4 separate regions of the Homo sapiens genome follow, and all the other regions are linked to region 1. Evidence: chromatin contacts called from ENCODE Hi-C or POLR2A ChIA-PET data. All regions are on one chromosome and are shown on one strand. The core of a region is the stretch at or near the end of the contact, and the rest is flanking DNA. Distances in the headings are between cores, read along the strand shown. Region 1 holds the start of GSTA4 (glutathione S-transferase alpha 4). Region 2 holds the start of PAQR8 (progestin and adipoQ receptor family member 8). Region 3 holds the start of LINCMD1 (long intergenic non-protein coding RNA, muscle differentiation 1). Region 4 overlaps PAQR8 (progestin and adipoQ receptor family member 8).

Region 1 (4,395 bases), core at 1,108-3,607:
CCACGCCCGACTAATTTTGTATTTTTAGTGGAAACAGGGTTTCACCATGTTGGCCACGCTGGTCTTGAACTCCTGACCTCAGGTGATCCGCCCGCCTCAGCCTCTCAAAGTGCTGGGATTACAGGCGTGAGCCACTGCGCCCAGCCCTCAATGGCTTTTTCAACTGTCTAGTGGGTATTTCCAGCTGGATGGTTCATAGCAACAAAAGACAAGTCAACCCATTTTCCCCAAACTTTGTCTTCCTTCTCCGCTCTTTATGGAACTAGAAACCAAAGCATTGCTCATTCATTCATTCAACAAGTGTTCTCTGAATACCTACTCTATACTAACCAGGATGTACAAAAGGAAAACCAAAAGCGCAAAAATCCTCGATCTCGTGGAATTTACATTCTAGGAATCTACAGACAAATAAATAAAAAAGTCCTGTTAGATGACAATACATGTTATTAAAAAAAAGACAAGAAGTGTGTGTGTGTGTGTGTGTGTGTGTGTGTGTGTGTGTGTGTGTGTGTGTGTGTGTTGGACAGGGCATCATTCTAGACTTTTCTTCCTCCTCCCTTCCCTTTGATCTGATTAGCAATTGCTTTACCACCTACCTCCTTAGTATTTCACCTTTTCTTACTCATATTCTTCAAACTCATGGTGCTACTTTAATTTACACAGACACAAGAGGTTTCTTTCTCTACCCCTACTACCCCAATTCATTCGCCTCACTTTGGCCAGAGAAACCTATTGAAAATAAAATCTGATCATGTTAGCGGCTGCAATTGTTCAGCACCCAGGCTTGTCAAGCAAGGTACTCTCGAGCGCCCCCGTGGGTGAAGAAAATAACAACATCTATAGCCTGAGAAATAGCAGAAGCTGCCTCTAAAAACAAAATTTATTTTCGAAGGCATATATTTCAAACTTTGAAATCCATGTGAATTTTGCAATTGTTCCATAATATAGCCCTGATAGTTTTAATATATTTTTAATGTTTTAACTAACTTGCCAGCCAAATTATTCTTTTAGCACCACCCCCAACTCCAAAGACCCCCTTCCAAACAGGTGCTGACTTGAGACCGTGACTATAGAGCACTTGTCTCTAAAATGTACAAAATGAAGAGAAATCTCAAGATGTCCCACTGAGATGAAGAAAGAAAGAAGAAAATATGTATGTTTGTATACATGTATACATGTATATATATGTATACACAAAATTAGAAAAGTTAGGGTCTACTGTATAAATTAAATAAGCGTTGACAGTGCTTTTGATTTTAATCTGTATGTGGTACTTTGCCTGCTTAACACCCTTATGTGGATTTCCTGACGGACTTGACATTCCTGTCAGGAAAGCATTGCGTACTTGCTGATTAAAAAGCATCTAAGGGCCGGGAGCGGTGGCTCACGCCTGCAATCCCAGCACGAGGCAGGAGGATCACCTGACGTCAGGAGTTCAAGACCACCCTGGTCAACATGGCGAAACCCCGTCTTTACTAAAAATAGAAAAATTAGCCGGGCATGGTGGCGCGCGCCTGTAATCCCAGCTACTCGGGAGGCTGAGTCAGGAGAATCGCTTGAACCCGGGAGGTGGAGGTTACAGTGAGCCGAGATCCGTCTCAAAAATAAAAAATAAATAATGAAAAAAATTAAAAATTTAAAAATTAAAAAACATTTAAAAAAGCATCTAACTTAGATGGGTAATGGGTCAAAAGAAAGGCAGACTGCCACATGCAGCGCCTCATTTGGATGTGTCTGGAGTCTTGGAAGCTTGACTACCCTACGTTCTCCTACAAATGGACCTTGAGAGCTTGTTTGGAGGTTCTAGCAGGGGAGCGCAGCTACTCGTATACCCTTGACCGAAGACCGGTCCTCCTCTATCGGGGATGGTCGTCCTCTTCGACCGAGCGCGCAGCTTCGGGAGGGACGCACATGGAGCGGTGAGGGAGGAAGGGGACACCCGCCTAGCCAGCCAGATCAGCCGAATCAACCCTGGCGATCAATGGGGTGACAGATGTCGCAGCCAGATCGCCCTCACATCCGAGGTACCCAAGCGGCGCACAAGCTATATAAACCTGAAGGAAGTCTCAACTTTACACTTAGGTCAAGTTGCTTATCGTACTAGAGCTTCAGCAGGAAATTTAACTAAAATCTAATTTAACCAGCATAGCAAATATCATTTATTCCCAAAATGCTAAAGTTTGAGATAAACGGACTTGATTTCCGGCTGTTTTGACACTATCCAGAATGCCTTGCAGATGGGTGGGGCATGCTAAATACTGCAGTCTCCATTGGTGAGGTCGTCCCGGAGCCTCGCCCAGCTCCCGCGCGCTAGAGCCGCCTGCTGGTCTCACCCAGCCGGGACCGCTGACCTGGCGCTTTGTGCGGCTCCAGGCCTCCGAGTGGACTCCAGGTCTGTCTCCCTCCTGCGGTCGCCCCCTTCCTCGCCCTTTCTCTCTTCTTTTTTTTCCCTCCCCTTTACTCTCTGAGTCTCACTCTCGCATTCTTCCCTCACTCCCCCAGTTCAGTCCTTCTCTTGTCTTTTCTTCCTCTTGTCCTTTGTCCTCCTGCTCCATCCAGTCTGGGCAGAGGTGGGCCCCTTGGCTGGAGCTGGGGTCCTTCTTGGCTCAGTGTGCGTATTTTTTTTTAAACCCCTTCTGCGGAGTCTGAATGCATTGGTGGAAGGTGGGCTCGGATCGTCCCCGGGCCTGGCTGGGCTGCCGCTACGCCCCTGCATGGGCTGAGCGGGGAAGACGAGCATGGGAGAGTGCGATCTCAGATGGCCAAGCCCTGGCCCCCGGCTCGTTTTACAAGGCCGGGGGCTCATCTCCCTGTAGGGGTGGTGGACACGCGGGACCCGGGGGGCGCAGCCACCGCATGCGTGACGGTGGACGCACATTTTGCAGACAGTAGTAGTACTCGGCCTGTTCACCTTCCAGTTGCCGTGATAATAAAATATGATGATGTATGTAAAAGCATGAATACTTGAAGAGCTTCCAGTGGCTGTGCGATTTTCCTTCGCTACCCTCTTCAACGCCTGCCACCCCCTATCCCCCAGCTGAATTTGGAAAATCTGAGATTCTCGAGGTCAAAATATATAATATTCTGAATTTGTGAAATCCCGTACTGCTAGCACATATGTTTTTACAACAAATGGCCCCAGCTTCCCAAGATCCAGGATAAGAAGTCATAAATAGAAATCATATAAAAGCCAAGGTTTTTTTCTCCATGTTTTAAAATGGTGGTTTTTTTTTCTTGAGTGAGGGAAAATGCAGCAACAAAAATAAAGAACAGTTTCCCGTGCCAAAATCCTGAATATTCATTTCGCCCCTGAGCACTGGGTTGAAGACGCGAAATTGGGACTGTTGGTCTGCGACGAGCTGCTGCATTTGTATTTCAGAAAGCCTGAAAAGCTATCATGGCAGCAAGGCCCAAGCTCCACTATCCCAACGGAAGAGGCCGGATGGAGTCCGTGAGATGGGTTTTAGCTGCCGCCGGAGTCGAGGTACCTTATATGCTGTTTCTTCACGGATTTGTCATACAGCTTTTGAGACCTTTGAAAGAAAAATACGTTTTGAAGCACCGTTCAGTTCTAGTTCTCGTCCACCAAAATCACAGGCACGCTTCACTGAGTCAGATACCATCCCTGAAGGGATTTTTCTTTATAATTAGAACGTAGTTGATGGAATTCTATTTTCCTTTTGACTTTTACTTAATTATTGGCTTCTGATCTAGCACCAGTGAATATTTATTAATAAGAAGAAAGGAAATTTACCTGAAAATTGTCAGTTACTCTGAGCTCTTATTAATTATGCATTCTCAGGGTAAATTTCTTGTTTTCTTCAGTGGCTTCAAACTGGCAGCCTTGGTATCTTGCTTACATATGTGTGTGTGTCTGTTTTTGTTTTCGTTCTGTTCTTTTAGCTTCTTAGTATGGAAATTTTCAAATACCAATAAATGTAGAGAGAACATTGCCATGAATTCTATGTACTCATCACCCGACTTCAGCAATCATCAGCTCTATGCTAATCTTGTTTCATCTATCACCTCCCTTCCCTTGTTTTGTGGGAGTATTTTAAAGCAAAATCCAAACATCATAACATTTCATCTGGGAGTTCCTCAACATTTTCCTCTAACAGATGAGGATTTTAAAATGTAACAATATTATTATCACATCCAACAAAATTAGCAATTCTTTGTCATCTAACCTTCAGTCTGATTGTCTCAAACAGGCATTTTGTTTGTTTGTTTGTTTTTATAGTTTGTTTTAGTTTGGATCTAGACATTGGTCTACGCATTACATTTAAAATGGTTATGTTTCTTTCGGTATTTTAAAAACCTGTAAGTTTCCTCTTCATTTTTTACAAATTTATATTTGGGAATATTTTCAGATTTATAGAAAAGTTGTAAAATAAT
Region 2 (4,602 bases), core at 180-2,679, 630 kb after region 1:
TGTATTTGTTGTGGATTTTCCTCGTTTTTACCCAGAAACAGCTTCTCAGAGTACTGGAACAAGTAGTACACACGTGGGTCTAAAAATCACACATACAGTGTATTGTATGAGTTATCCCTAAGGCGCGCACACACACGGGTAGGTATTACCTGTACATTTGAAATCTCACTCCATAACTAATTTTTTTAGCCCAGGCTCTTCTCATTGGGTTCCTGGACAAAATCATTTCTAACCCAGCTAAGAAATATGGAATGCAACTTAGGTCAAGACAATGAGCCTGCCAAGGCTCCTGGACTTCCCACTAGTCTGCCAGTGCCTGGAGCACCCACAGCTGCACAGGAAGCTGCTGTGCCCGGCTACCTCCAGGTCCCCGCACCGGGTCGGCAAGGTGCAGCAGCCCCCAAACCCAGGCTCCGAATATTCCCCAAGCGCGCTGAGTGCGAGGTCCCCACCCGCCTCCGTCTGGGGATGCCCGGTCTTGCTCCCTAGACTAGATTCCCTCTCGAGTTATCTACGACCCTGTTCCACCGAGGGCGCTGCGTTCTCATAGCCTAGACAGACGTTCCCAGCGTTCCAGCCCCACCAGCCACCTCCGACACCCCACCGCGGCGTTCCCATCCAGCCAAGCCCCAGCATCCGCCCATTAGCCAGCTGCCGGCGGTTCCCATCACAACTCCGCTCCTCGCGCCCACCCTCTCAGAGAAGCCCCCTCCATCTTTCCCCGGCGAAAGCACATGCCTAGACCCACCCTACTCTTTCCGGGGTTCCCCTACCTCGGGCTGCCCTTCCTCGGGCTCTCCCTACCGCCCCGGGCTTCCTCTCCTCCGCACTCCCCTCCCAGGTTCCGTTCCCCTCCGCCCTGCGGAGGGCGCCCCACAAATGCGGACAGGACGCCCCTCGTTCTGCCCTGTCGGACTCCCCCACGTCTTGGTCCTGAATCTCCCGCCCTCCGGGCTCAGCCTTCCCAACATCGCGGTCCCCACACCCCCGCCAGCTCTCCAGGCTCAGGCTCCATGACTCCCCAGCATCGCAGTCCTGGCCACCCCACTACAGCCGTTCAGAGCTCCAGGGCTCCCCAGCATCCTAACCCGTCGTCCCCCCTTCCGGGCTTGGATTCGGAGACTCAACATCGGGGCCCTAAACTCCGGCCCCTGGCCTCAGGTTCCCAACGCTGCGACTCTGGACCTCCCCTCTGAGCTCGGGGTGCGAGGACTCCCCAACGCCGCGATCCTGACGTCCCCGCCTCCCGAGCTCGGGCCCCGGGGCTCCCCGACCTCGCGGTCCCAATACCCAACTCGACCCGTTCCGCGCCTCCCGCGGCGGGACTCACCGGCAGGGGCGGCGGCCGAGCCCGTGCGCGTAGCCCAGCCCGGCCCAGCCCGCGCTCCCGCCTCGGGGTCCCGGCCACGAGCTTCCCGCGGGTGGCTGTGACCGCGGCGGGCTCGGCTCGGGGGAGCGGCCGGGAGGAGGAGACCGCCGGGGGCGGGTGACGCCCAGCTCCGCCCCTTCCCGACCCGGGGGCGGGATGCGCAGACCCGCGCGCTCCGCTGCAGCCCGCGCCGCTGCCGCCGCTGCGAGGAAGTTGACTGACGCCGCTTCCTTCCACCCAGGACGCAGACCCTCGCAGTCCCTGGTAGCTGCAAAAAATCCGGAGAGTTTGAGACAGAGACGCCTTAACCGCCCTCATATTCTTTCCAAGAATTCACCTCTCAGGGGGCCATTTCCGAAGTCCCTCGGGAAGGGCGGAAAACAATAACAAACTTCATCTGCGCTGTCAAGACTGATTTAAATCCTGGCCTTTCTCTCACCACTCTCGGGTGAACGTTCAGGGTCATGCCCATGATATAAATAATGTGATGACATACCACGGAGGCCCTTGCAGACACTTCCACACCCCTAAGATACACCCGCCCAAGACTCGCGCCTCTCCCATGACTACATCACACAGACACATCTGACACTGACCTGCAGAAGATCCCACTTCTACCCTGTGTCCTCAATCCACAGCCTTCGTGGGTCCCAGCAATAGCGACCCACACATACAATCTATTGGAGGCAGGGTGCGGGGGTGGGTTCCACCTCCCGACTTGCTCCTCACCCACAATGTTCTCGGTATTTTACCATGAGAAAAAGACAGTTAAGAAGTTGGATGATCAATTAACAAATCAAGTTGGCTTTGCTTTTAAAAAGCCTTCTTCATTATCTGGAGAAAAGAGAAGGCCTGGGAAGATGGCCTGCTTACTGTAAGATTTTGTCAGACAGGCCTAATTCTGGTCTGCTTACTGTAAGATTTTCTCAGACGGCCTAATTCTGGTCTGCTTACTGTAAGATTTTCTCAGGCCTAATTCTGGTCTGCTGGTTCCCAAAACTTCTCTTATACCACCGTGTTTCAGTGACATGTTGCACAACATCTCACATTTGTACAATGTTTCCATTTTTCAAAACATTTTAGCCGAGTGTGATGGTTCACACCTGTAATCCCAGAACTTTGGGAAGCCAAAGTGGGCAGATTGCTTAAGCCCAGGAGTTCGAGACCAGCCTGGGTAACAAGGTGAGACCCTGTCTCTGCAAAAAATACAAAAATTAGATGGGCGTGGTGGCACACGCCTGTAGTCCCAGCTACTTATTCTCAGGCAAACATCACGAAGCAAAGAAAGTAATCTTAGCAGGATTATTTCAGTTCCATAAATGAAGACATTTAGACTCTGAGCAGTTGCACGGCAGGTTTGAAGCTGAGTCAGAGCCAGGAAAGAGCCCAGGGGCCTGTCTTTAGAGCCACTGATCTCCCCAGGGAATCATAGTCCAGCACTTACTTATAGGTGGATACTAGTGGAAATGTCACAGGAGGTCTTTGGCAGCTTTGCTCCCTCCATCTCTTCTTCACCCCAAAGATGTCAGGGAACTCTCCCTTAACCTCAAAAACCCGGGCTCTCCTTTATCGTCAAAAACCTATGATAGGCCAGAGGTCACAACCGTACAAGAGGGCTTATTGAGAGGGAGTGAAAACTCCTTCCACTTTGGGCCACTCTAGAAACAAAATTACAGGTTAGCACATCTAAAAGCCTATCCACAGCCTTCATCCAACTAACGTGAGCTGTCAGCCGGGAGCTGATGAGCCTCCGAAATGCATTGCTGATTATTTTTGCAGTGTTTTTCTCCCTAACAGTTAATCCATGTGGAATGTGAAGAAGTCTTAAAAGGAGACTAACAAGGCTTCTAATTCTTTCTCAATGGTAAATGTTCCTTTCTTCTTGCCCTTTATCCAAAAGGCAGATGTGAACGTGCATGTAAAGTGTAATGGGTGTCAGGCATTGTTATCTGTGCATGAGGCAGTTCTGTTTCCAAGTGACGCTGTCCAGAGCCACTAAATAAGAATGGTGGTTCTCATCCTTCATGCCTTTTAAAACTACCTTGGTCTCAAGCTAGCTTCTTTTATTTTCTACTGTGAGGTAATGGCCTACTTCCGTTTGGGCAGTAAAAGTGATGTTTTGGTAACACTGGAAAAAGTCCTAGGGTGACCTGGCTATTTTTGAATTATAATAAAAGCCTGTTGGGTCCTTCATAAAAGACAGTTAGGATGGCCTTTGGTATATGGAAATTCACAGCCAACTTTCCTCTATGTAATAATCCCATCTGGCAACACAATTTTGACCTGAGATTTTTCCAAAACCTGGAAACAGCCAAGATCTTGGGTACTGCAGTATTTCCTCAATAAGGAGAATGCTAAACTGCGAATCCAATCAACACGTATCAGACCTAGTTCCCTTTCAGATTGCCCTTGAAAGCCACAGACACAGGCAGTATGCAAAATGATGAAAAAATAGATAAGATTAAAGAGTTATTTTTGTCCGAATCTCTAATAAAATAATTTGATCTATTTTACATTGGATACATACCACATTGACACTGTTTTTATAAACACTCTACTTTGTGTTTACATATCACTTTTCCAAGAAGCTCAAAGTATGTTTGATGACATCATATTACTCAACTTCATACACTTATATGAAGTAGGAAAGGGGTAAAAACTGGTAGTCTTATTGTAACATGGAGAAATGGAAGTGTGAAATAGTTAAAACCACTTGCCTGGAACATTCTGGTATATATACTGGTTTATACTAAAAGTAGACCTGTTTGTGAAAACTGCTACAGTGAAGAGTTATTTAAAAGCTGTACTATTTTTGTTTTCTTTTTATATCTTATGAAAGGACTGAGGACTATTAATTTCTTCACTATCTTGTCAGAGAAAAGGAGAGGCACTTTGCATAGTGGTTAAAAGTGTGGCCTTGGGAGTAAGAGCCTTCAGTAGGTAACTTAACTTTTCTTCTTCCTTTTTTTTTTTTTTTTTGGAGACAGTCTCACTCTGTCGCCCAGGCTGGAGTGCAGTGGCATGATCTCGGCTCACTGCAACCTTGGCCTCTCGGGGTTTTTTTTAAGTAATTCTTGTGCCTCAGCCTCTCAGGTATCGGGAATTACAGGCACACACCACCACGCCCAGCTAATTTTTTGTATTTTTAGTAGAGATGCCGTTTTGCCATGTTGGTCCCAAAGTGCTGGGATTACAGGCATGAGGCACCATGCCTGGCCAGTAACTTAACTTTT
Region 3 (5,039 bases), core at 2,038-4,537, 840 kb after region 1:
GATTACTATTTTACATTATAAGCTTTAAAAATTTAAACCTTGTACATGTATAGCTTTGGGAAAAATAAAAAGACATAAAAATAAAAAATCTCTGTGGCTTACTTTTTGTTACAAGTAATACATGCTAGCTGGGAAAAATTTAGAAAATTCAGAGAGGCCGTCCTCCAAAAATCCATTGTCTAGAAATATTTACTCTTGGACCTTTGGTCTAGATTCTTCCATATTTTTCTTAACATATACATACATGTATTTTTCTTAAAAACAGAAATGGATTGTGTTAGTTTCCCTTTGTGAGTTAACAATATGTCTCCAGAGTGTCAAAGGGTATATATTTGATGCTATATGAGTTAGGGCACTTTTGTTTGCAAATGATGTAATTTCAGTGTTAAGTGCCTTAGGTAAAAAGGAATACAGAATATAGGAACTGGGCCTTGGGAACAACCACGTCCAGGACTGAAATACCTCTGGGGCTCTGTATCTGTTCTCTCTTTGGTTTCTTTTTAAGTAATTGGTTCATTCTTATCTCTTACTAAGCACTACTGAGAAATACTGGGAATAATTTTGAAGCTTCACATCTTTCTATTTTAACTTTCCAAGGAAACACAGCTTTAATTTTTATAGACCAATAATCCAAACTCCCATGAAAGGGCTCACTAGGATGGCTTAAGTTAGAGAAAGGTGCATGGTTGTAAAGGTTCTTGGGGAAGCATGGTGAATGGAGGGAGGGAGAGGTAATTTTAAGAATAGCCAAGGGGGCTGGGTGCAGTGGCTCACGCCTGTAATCCCAGGACTTTGGGAGGGCAAGACGGGTGGATCATGAGGTCAAGAGATTGAGACAATCCTGGCCAACATAGTGAAACCCCGTCTCTACTAAAAATACAAAAATTAGCCAGGCGTGGTGGTGGGTGCTTGTAGTCCCAGCTACTTGGGAGGCTGAGGCAGGAGAATCACTTGAACCCAGGAGGCAGAGGTTGCAGTGAACTGAGATTGCACCACTGCGCTCCAGCCTGGCAATGGAGCAAGACTCCATCTCAAAAAAAAAAAAAAAAAAAAAAGAATAGCCAAGGGAGGGAGACTGAGCTGTTAACAGAGAAAGAGAAGATTCTGGGCAGAGAAGATAATAGCCTTCTTGATGCCTATGTATTGATAAATGATGCTTTGAAGAGTATAGACCTATATTCACTCCCAGCTATGTATGAGCTGCTGTTTTCTAACAGTCTTGCCAGCCCTGGGAATTACCATCAGAAAGAAACTCGTTGATGGACTGCACTAATGGGATTTTCTTGTTTGTCTGGATTCCTGCCAGTTAGATAGCCCCGCACTATTTTCCGTCAACTCCTTCCGGGGAAGAGCTCCTTCAGCACGCCTGTGCTATCACTTTCTTCCTCCCAACACTCACCAGATGTGGGGGTGGGGTCCATTCTGAGGGTGACCAAGAGTCGTCATGTTTGACCGGTGTGACATCATGGGCTGCCACTTACTGGCACAGGACTGATGATGATACAGGAACACACATAAAGGGACACAGCAGCAATCACAAAACCACACACCCCACTGGGTGGCCTAACCTAGATTTCTGCCCTGAAGAGGGGCTGTGGCAGGATGAGCAACCGCAACCCGTGGGCAGCAGTCCCCATTCTCTGATTCCTCTTGATTTCTTACGGAAATGGAGAGTTTGGGCTTGTGGGACCTTTGAACATGGATATCAAGGTCATTCAAACTTACCAGAAAACATGTTTTCTTAAAGGTTCTGTCTTTTTATAGTGGTGAGTGGGAGCAGGAATACATTTGCTCCCCTCCTGGTTTAAGGAAAATCAAACAGAAATGTGAATGGAAGTTGAATTCTCCAGGAGTGAATAAGAGGGGACAGTACGATATTTTGACTTTGGAGGCAGGCTATGACTAGAACTCCTTCCATCCTGTGGCCCTCAAAGATGTGTTCTGCAAAGACCCTTGAGGGCAAGGGGATAGGTAGAAAGTTGGATGACAATGTTCACTCATGTTCTCCAACCCTTGCCAGAAGTGTGCTAGCTTGCTCCCCTTCCCTCTCCTCCCCTCCTCTCCTTTTCTTTTTCTTTATTCCTTTCTCTCTCCTTCCTTCCTTTCCTTTACCTTCTTTCTCTCCCTCCCTCCCTCTCTCCCTTCTTAACTTCCTTCCTTCCTTCCCTCCCTCTCTCACTCCTTCCCTCCCTCTCTACCTCCCTCCCTCTTCTTTCCTTCTTTTTTTTTCTTTTGTTTTTGAGACAGGGTCTCACTCTGTCACCCAGGCTGGAGTGCAGTGGTGCCATCGCAGCTCACTGCAGCCTCAATCAAACTCCTGGGCTCAAGCGATCCTCCCACCTCAGCGTCCCCATCCCTGTGCCCAGCTAATTTTTGGTATTTTTTGTAGAGATGGAGTTTTGCTCAGGCTGGTCTTGAACTCCTGAGCTCAAGAGATCCGCCAGCGTTGGCCTCCCAAAGTGCTGGGATTTATAGACAAGAACCCTCATGCCTGGCCTGGCTGGCTTCTTTCTAACAGAGAGAAGACATTATTTAGTCTTAGCCTTATATGTCTTGTCCAGTTTTATCAGGCATTTTAGCCATAATATCCCAAATATGAAAGTGACCCTTTTTTAACACTCCTTTTACCTATACCTGGCATTGTTATCTAATCTTTACCTACATGACCTCTGCCCTTCCAGATGGAAAAGATCCCTCCTGTTAAGGACAGCTGGTATTTGGCCACATCATGTTTGTTTTCTGTTCTGCCAGGTGACTTCCGGGTGACAGCTCTGCGACTGCGCTTCAAGATCACCCTGCTTCTACTCCCAGAGGCATACCCCTAGTTCGCAGGGAAGTTCCATTTCATCACAGACCTGGGAAGCAGAGAGAAGCTTGTTGCCATCCTTCCCCCACACCTTACTACTGCTTTGAACCAGTGTGCTGCATTGAAAGAGATAAGTAGAAATAGTTGAACCAAAAATTACATGATCCCATAGTTTGTGCTTAAAATAAACAAAGAAGCTGATCTTTCAGTGAACATGTTTTTATTGAACACCAACTTAATTTCAGGAACATTTCAGGTACATTGTCAGAAATAAAGACTCTTAAGAATGTATTATTATGTACCCAATACTGGTTTCAGGCCTTTACATGTATTCTCATGAAACTCTATGAAGTAGATATTATTATCAATATTCCTACTTTACAGATGAGGAAACCCAGGCCTGGAGAGGTCAAGCAACTTGCTCAAGTGGCACAGCTGGAGAGTGGGGAGCTGGGACTTGAGCCCAGGTAGTGTGTCCCCAGCACCTTCAACTAAACTCCATTCTGTGCTGCCCTTTGGAACACCCACTCAATGGCCTTCACACTCCATGTCCTACTTGGGAGGACATGTGATCTCAACAGCACTCACAAATGAAGGCTTTCCAGACAGGATATTGAAGATGGTAAGATCAGTCTCATGTATAAAGCATTTTTTAAAAGTAAAGCATATTATATGCTAGTCATATGTACTAGGGTGAATGCATGTATGCTACATGCTAGTAGAATTAATAGTTGGAATATAAAAATACCCTATAGGCTGGGCACGGTGGCTCACATTTGTAATCCCAGCACTTTGGGAGGCCAAGGCGGGCGGATCACTTGAGGTCAGGAGTTCAAGACCAGCCTGGCCAACATGGTGAAACCCTGTCTCTACTAAAAATATAAAACTTAGTCGGGTGGTAGTGGTGCGTGCCTGTAATCTCAGCTGCTTGGGAGGCTGAGGCAGGAGAATCGCTTGAGCCTGGGAGGCGGAGGTTGCAGTGAGCTGAAATCGTGCCACTGCACTCCTATCTGGGCAACAGAGTGAGACCCTGTCTCAAAAAATAAACAAAAACAAAAACAAAACAACAACAACAAAAAACAAAACCCTACAGTGAGCAATGAGCCTTTATGTATTTTTTGAGTTCTTCTCCTATTTTTTTTTTAATTTGGCTCTTTCCTTCTACATACAAGTGCCTGTGGACACAGCATTGTCCTTGTGCTGTTGCCATTTACAGCAGTAAAACAACAGCTACTATTTCTTAAGGGCTTATATTTGGCTCTTTATTAACACTGTCTGTTTTAAGCCTTACGGTAACTGAGGTTGGTATCATTGTCCCCATTTTACAGATGAGTAAACTAAGGCTTGTGCAATGTTAATTGAGCTGCGGAGAGGATATATCACAGCTAATAAATTAGAGGGGCAGCATTCAACCCCAGGTCTTCCTGAATGCAAAGATTTGTGCTAGTAAGCTCTGTGTTCTCCTCTGAGGTCACTGTGGTGGGCTCTAGGCACTTATGCTACCCCATTTGTGTCAGAATACAGCATGTGAACACACATGTCTATAGAATTTTAAACCCAAATATTTACTTATTACTGTCTAAGTTCCAGACACACACCATAAAAGATACAAATCTTAAAAGATAAACTGGAAGGACAGGTCAGAATTCTCCCTTAGTAAAAGGTAGCGATTATGAGAACTTAGCTCATTACAGCCTCCATCTCCTGGACTTAAGTGATCTTCCTGCCTCAGCCTCCCAAGTAGCTAGGACTATAGGTGTGCACTACCGCATTCAGCTAATTAAAACAAAAAAAATTTTTTTTTGGTAGAAACAGCATCTTGCTATGTTGACCAGGCTGATCTGGAACTCCTGGCCTCAAGCAATCCCCTGTCTTAGCCACCCCAAATGCTGAGATTTTAGGCATAAGCCACTGTGCCTGGTGTGACAGGTACTATTATCCCTATTCTACAGATCAGGGAACTGAGAAATGATTGCTTAGTGAATAGATATCTTGGGCTGAATAGATCAATAGAGACTTGATGATACATAATGTGCTAGGCATATTTGGTGGGATAGGTAAGAATTATGCCTTGGAACTAGCCATGCTATAACTTGCAATTCAATTGGATCACACCATATATACATGTCTAATTTCTTTCCTTAGACTGTTAGCCCCTAGTGAGCAGGAGCCCTGTCTTCTATGTCTCATGCTCTTCCCCTGGCTGGCTTAGGGTTGGCACAAACTCCATCCT
Region 4 (4,530 bases), core at 1,193-3,692, 610 kb after region 1:
ATTCTCCCGCCTCAGCCTCCCGAGTAGTTGGGACTAAGGGCGCACACTGCCACACCCAGCTAGTTTTTTTTGCATTTTAGTAGAGACGGGGTTTCACCGTGTTGCCCAGGCTGGTCTCGAACTCCTGAGCTCAGGCAATCTGCCCGCCTAGGCCTCCCAAAGTGCTCTAAGTGATTTTTAAGCAAATTATTCAACCTCTCTATGCCTTGGTGCCCTTGTCCTTAAGATGGGGGTGTAATCTATATAAGCTCTAATACTGTAAAATTCTGTAATTCATCTGGGCTATGTTTTGCTTTGTACTGAACATCAAGCAGCATGCTGGAATCACCAACAAACAGATCCTGTGACATCACTTCATGTCACTGTGTGTGGGACTCACACAGATGGTAGGAAAGTGACCTGCTGGTTGTTGGATAGAGGACAAATGAGCAGCAATTCCTATCAAAGGCAAAAGAAATGCTTCCAGAATTCACAGAAGCCCAGCTTCACACATCACTGCATAATTATAAATGGCTGCAAAGGAATAGCAGCCAAAATGACAACTTGGTGTCCATTTATAAGGACTGGAACTGTGCTTTAAGCAGCCTTTGAGCCAGAGGTGGAGTTGGAAACAGTCTCACATGCCTCAGGATCTCCATAGTCGTTAAGTGAGAGAACTCTGGGCTCATACTGATCTTTATAGCTACATCTTCCAAGGAGCATATCACTATTTGTAAAGTCATATTTGAAAGAATGGCACTACCAGTGCAATCCTGTTATTAGCAGAGATCATTTGAACATCGATTCAGATTCACCAATGGTCAGTGCATATTTCCTCCCTATATTTAACAAAACCTAACAAACAGAATTTCGACATCCAAAAATGGAGTATTTGATTGTGTAAATTAAGATAAATCTATAAAATAGAATACTATGCACTTATTAAAATAACTAGCATATTTACATTTATTGTTATACAAAGATACACATGATATGTGAGCTCCATTGGTTTTTCACTGTAGTCTCCACTGCACTTAGAAAAGTGATGGACTAGCACATTGTACATTCTCAAAAAAGATTTCTTGAATGAATAAATGAGTCAAAGACATGTAAAGGAAAAAACAAATTTAAAGTATGTGTTCCGCCCAGCCCTATTTTTGTAATCATACAAACATGGTACAGATGAAGTATGGAAGTGCATATAATCAAAACAATATAGCTATTGCCATGAAGGGATTGTGGGGAATTTTACTTTTCTTCTGGAAATACTATCATTATCGTACTTTTTAACAACAAACATTTACTACTTTTGTAATTGGAAAGCAAAAGTTAGTACTACTCTGCAAATAGGAATATTTGACATAAATATGCAAAAATTGGTAAAACCTAAGTTGGTAAAATATTAAGACCCTCCCCAAGAAACACCCCAGCATTATAAAGGAATACACCCATACTTGCATTTTTCTGTGAGCTCAACTAGTTAGCATACCAAATTAATTATTACGAGTAACCTAACTATACTTGCCATAGGGTAAGCTATTGGTCATGGGGGGTTTAAAGGGAAAAAAATATGTAACATCTACTGTTAATGCAGCAAAGATGTTCTCTTAGATTGGAAAAGCCAGTATACACAATATTGTCAAAAGACCTTCCCCACAGCACACAAACTCAAACGGCATTAATACGTGAGTCACTTCCTGACCATGTGGGTTTGTGGTACGGCTGAACCGTGCCTATAAAAAAAAAGTAAGGTACACCTTTTTGCCACAGATCTGGCAGCAAGATGTGTCCTTCTGGGCTCAGTGAGCTCTCCACTTATGAATCTTTTCCTCTGTGGTGCCCTATAATATTCCTAAGAGGAGAAAGAAAAGACAGCCTTAATTTGTTGCTGTGCCCTGGGAAAGATGAGCAGAGCAAATTTCCTCTGAGTGCCTTTTTCTCTTTATCTAACTAGAACCCTCTAGCTAGAATTTCTGTCTGTTCTGTCACTTCCTATACTTTCCACATCTCAGCTAATCTCACTTGAGAAAGTACTGGTTTCAAAATGCATCATTACAGACAGAGAATGCATCTGCCACATGGAATAAATAGTATCTGTGTTTAATCTGTCGAGTGGGAGAAGTCAGAGGAGCTGGGAACAATTTACTGGGAGAACACACTGAGCAGTCTCCAGGCAATCAACAGTTCAGGTGTGAAGATCATGTTCTTCTGAGGCTTCTTGTTTGAGTAAAGGTAAACTTTGCTGTCTGAAACTCCCACTAATTAAAGCCTAGGGACAGGTGTCTCCCTGGACTTTCTACATGAGTGTAACTATCGGCTTCGTTAGGTGTGGTTTGGCTTCAGTCAGGCAACCTCTCAACTAGATCTAGCTTCTCACCGGCAGGAAGCTTCATCACTGATCTGCAAACCAGCTGGGACCCGGGCCAACCCGGGTGAACGTGAAGAGAGCTGCTCATTTCCACTGGCAGGAAATCAATCTTGGAAATGCCCTTTCCACAGCAGAAAATCAGATAACAAATCGAGCTAGAGTTTGGAGCACCATATAAAGAAAGCTGTGTTCCCTAGCAATTAAACATTAACTCTTCTGCAGTGACAACAGTACACTCTCCTGGTGGTTCTAAGACCCAGCAATTTTATTTGCTATAAAGAGTCAAGCAAGTCACTTTATTCTTCATTTCTCCTTAGATATCTCCAAGGCCTTAGTTCAATTCCAAATCACCACAAAGCCTTCTCCAGGCCATCTTGATTCCTCCCCCGCCCCCAACCCTTATCTATCTATTCCACATATTTTGGTAAGGAGAACATCAGGCTTGCCCATTACTTCACTACTGTGTGTGTAGAGAGCCTTCTCTCTTCTGCTTATTGAATTGCAAGCCTCTGGAGACAGGAACACTGGCTTACCTATGCTTTATTTCTATCAGCAAACAGTCAGAGGAAAGATGTCCCCAGAATGTGTCAATAGATCATTGTTCAAAAACAAAGTGAATGACTATCCTTTGCCTGCTTCTAAAGGTAAAAACCAGTGAGATCTAAGAAAACGAAAATGTGGGTTTTCAAAAGAAAACACCATTTGAGTTGGATCTTATTTATTTGTGTGGTTCATCCACTTGCTAGGTATCCGCACCAATATTTAAATTGCTGGCTGAATTTCTAACCATCAGCTTGTTTTTGGTCTATCATCTCCTACCATTTGTCATTTTTATGACCAAGAATGCCTAAGCAAAGACTTAGGAAAAGGAGGGGCCAGGCAGAGAAACATAATGTAAAATAACACTGGAGCACTGTTAGAACTCGTTTTTATTCTTGTTGCATACAAAAGGCAGAACAGACTGTCCTGATTGCCTGAACAAGCCACACACTTGACATCGCCAATGTTATTGTAGCCTGCTGTGCCTGGCAAAACCCACTTCTCTCTCAAATTCAGGCTCAGATATAACCCCTCCCCTGTGAAGCTTAGCGACAGCCTGAAGTAGAACTCATCATGTCTTATTAAGCCCTCTGTCTTTGTCCATTCAGGGTGCTGTAAGGAAATATCAAAGACTAGGTGGCTTATAAACAACAGAAATCTATTTTTCACAGTTTCTAGAGGCTGCAAAAGTCCAAGATGAAGGCACCAGCAGATTTGGTGTCCAGTGAGGGCCCACTTCTGGTTCAAACATGACTGTCTTCTTGTTATGTCCTCACATGGCAGAAGAGGCAAGGGAGCTCTCCTGAGTTTCTTTTATAAAGGCAGTAATACCATTCATCTAGGCATTCATCTAGGTCAGTGGTCCCCAACCTTTTCAGCACCAGGGACCAATTTCATGGAAGACAATTTTTCCACGTATGGGGGCTGGGGGTTGAGGAGTATGGTTTCATGATGATTCAAACCCATTACATTTATTGCTTTTTTTTTTTTTTCCTGACACAGGGTCTTGCTCTGTTGCCCAGGCTGGAGTGCAGTGATGCCAACTCAGCTCACTGCAACCTCCACCTCCCAGGCTCAAGCCATTCTTGTGCCTCAGCCACCCAAGTAGCTGGGATTACAGGCATGCACCACCACACCTAGCTGATTTTTGTATTTTTAGTAGAGATGGGGTTTCGCCATGTTGGCCAGGCTGGTCTCAAACTCCTGACCTCAAGTGACCCGCCCACCTTGGCTTCCCAAGGCGCTGGGATTACAGGCATGAGCTACCGGATCCAGCCTATTTCTATTATTTTTACATTATAATATATAAGGAAATAATTATACAACTCACCATAATGTAGAATCACTGGGAGCCCTCAGCTTGTTTTACTGCAACTAGACGGTCCCATCTGGGGTGATGGCAGACAGTAACAGATCATCAGGCATTAGATTTTCATAAGGAGAGTACAACCTAGATCCTTTGCATGTGCAGTTCACAATAGGATTGGCACGCCTATGAAAATCTAATGCTGCTGCTGATCTGACAGGAACTCAGGCAGTAAAGCCAGCAAAGCAGAGCGGCTGTAAATACTGATGAAGCTTTGCTTACTCGCCCACTGATCACCTCCTGCTGTGCAGCTCAGTTCCTAACAGGCCACAGACAG

The links. A loop is a pair of places that touch in the nucleus more often than their neighbours do. ChIA-PET counts read pairs that join two places held with the same protein, here RNA polymerase II (POLR2A). Pooled maps may share reads with other maps.
Region 2: a map of ascending aorta shows a loop between it and region 1 (3-fold over the local background). The contact joins the promoter of PAQR8 here to the promoter of GSTA4 in region 1. A Hi-C loop is called at or near these places in 2 of 168 maps with a recorded cell type or tissue (ascending aorta and naive thymus-derived CD4-positive, alpha-beta T cell), 1 of 37 single-sample maps with no recorded cell type and 16 of 50 pooled maps. POLR2A ChIA-PET finds 5 or more read pairs at or near these places in 1 of 52 experiments (CD4-positive, alpha-beta memory T cell).
Region 3: a map of psoas muscle shows a loop between it and region 1 (4-fold over the local background). The contact joins the promoter of LINCMD1 here to the promoter of GSTA4 in region 1. A Hi-C loop is called at or near these places in 1 of 168 maps with a recorded cell type or tissue (psoas muscle), 3 of 37 single-sample maps with no recorded cell type and 13 of 50 pooled maps.
Region 4: a map of CD8-positive, alpha-beta T cell shows a loop between it and region 1 (5-fold over the local background). The contact joins the enhancer-like site here to the promoter of GSTA4 in region 1. A Hi-C loop is called at or near these places in 5 of 168 maps with a recorded cell type or tissue (CD4-positive, alpha-beta T cell, CD4-positive, alpha-beta memory T cell, CD8-positive, alpha-beta T cell and 1 more), 7 of 37 single-sample maps with no recorded cell type and 13 of 50 pooled maps. POLR2A ChIA-PET finds 5 or more read pairs at or near these places in 4 of 52 experiments (CD4-positive, alpha-beta T cell, HepG2, activated T-cell and 1 more).

Annotation. Positions count from the first base shown.
Region 1 is chr6:52,993,246-52,997,640 of GRCh38, reverse strand. It overlaps GSTA4 (glutathione S-transferase alpha 4), which reads left to right and starts at 2,357. Exons shown (of 7, transcript NM_001512.4): 1 at 2,357-2,392; 2 at 3,380-3,484. The coding sequence starts at 3,398. RN7SK (RNA component of 7SK nuclear ribonucleoprotein) reads right to left here and starts at 2,021; the gene lies at 1,690-2,021. RefSeq lists silencers at 1,784-1,873, 2,205-2,436 and an enhancer at 2,034-2,253.
Region 2 is chr6:52,358,978-52,363,579 of GRCh38, reverse strand. PAQR8 (progestin and adipoQ receptor family member 8) reads right to left here and starts at 1,429. Exons shown (of 2, transcript NM_133367.5): 1 at 1,331-1,429. RefSeq lists silencers at 1,177-1,666, 1,840-2,025.
Region 3 is chr6:52,149,271-52,154,309 of GRCh38, reverse strand. LINCMD1 (long intergenic non-protein coding RNA, muscle differentiation 1) reads left to right here and starts at 3,287. Exons shown (of 3, transcript NR_131248.1): 1 at 3,287-3,428. RefSeq lists an enhancer at 1,165-1,459.
Region 4 is chr6:52,387,728-52,392,257 of GRCh38, reverse strand. All of the region lies in intron 1 of PAQR8 (progestin and adipoQ receptor family member 8), which reads right to left. Among named protein-coding and RNA genes, the nearest start is that of PAQR8, 28 kb to the right of the region's middle. RefSeq lists enhancers at 1,993-2,202, 844-3,328. Within about 2 kb of position 2,442, at least 26 of the 41 ENCODE cell types and tissues checked have a DNase peak (open chromatin) inside an H3K27ac peak, as active enhancers do; they include CD4-positive, alpha-beta T cell and CD8-positive, alpha-beta T cell, where a contact is called at or near this core.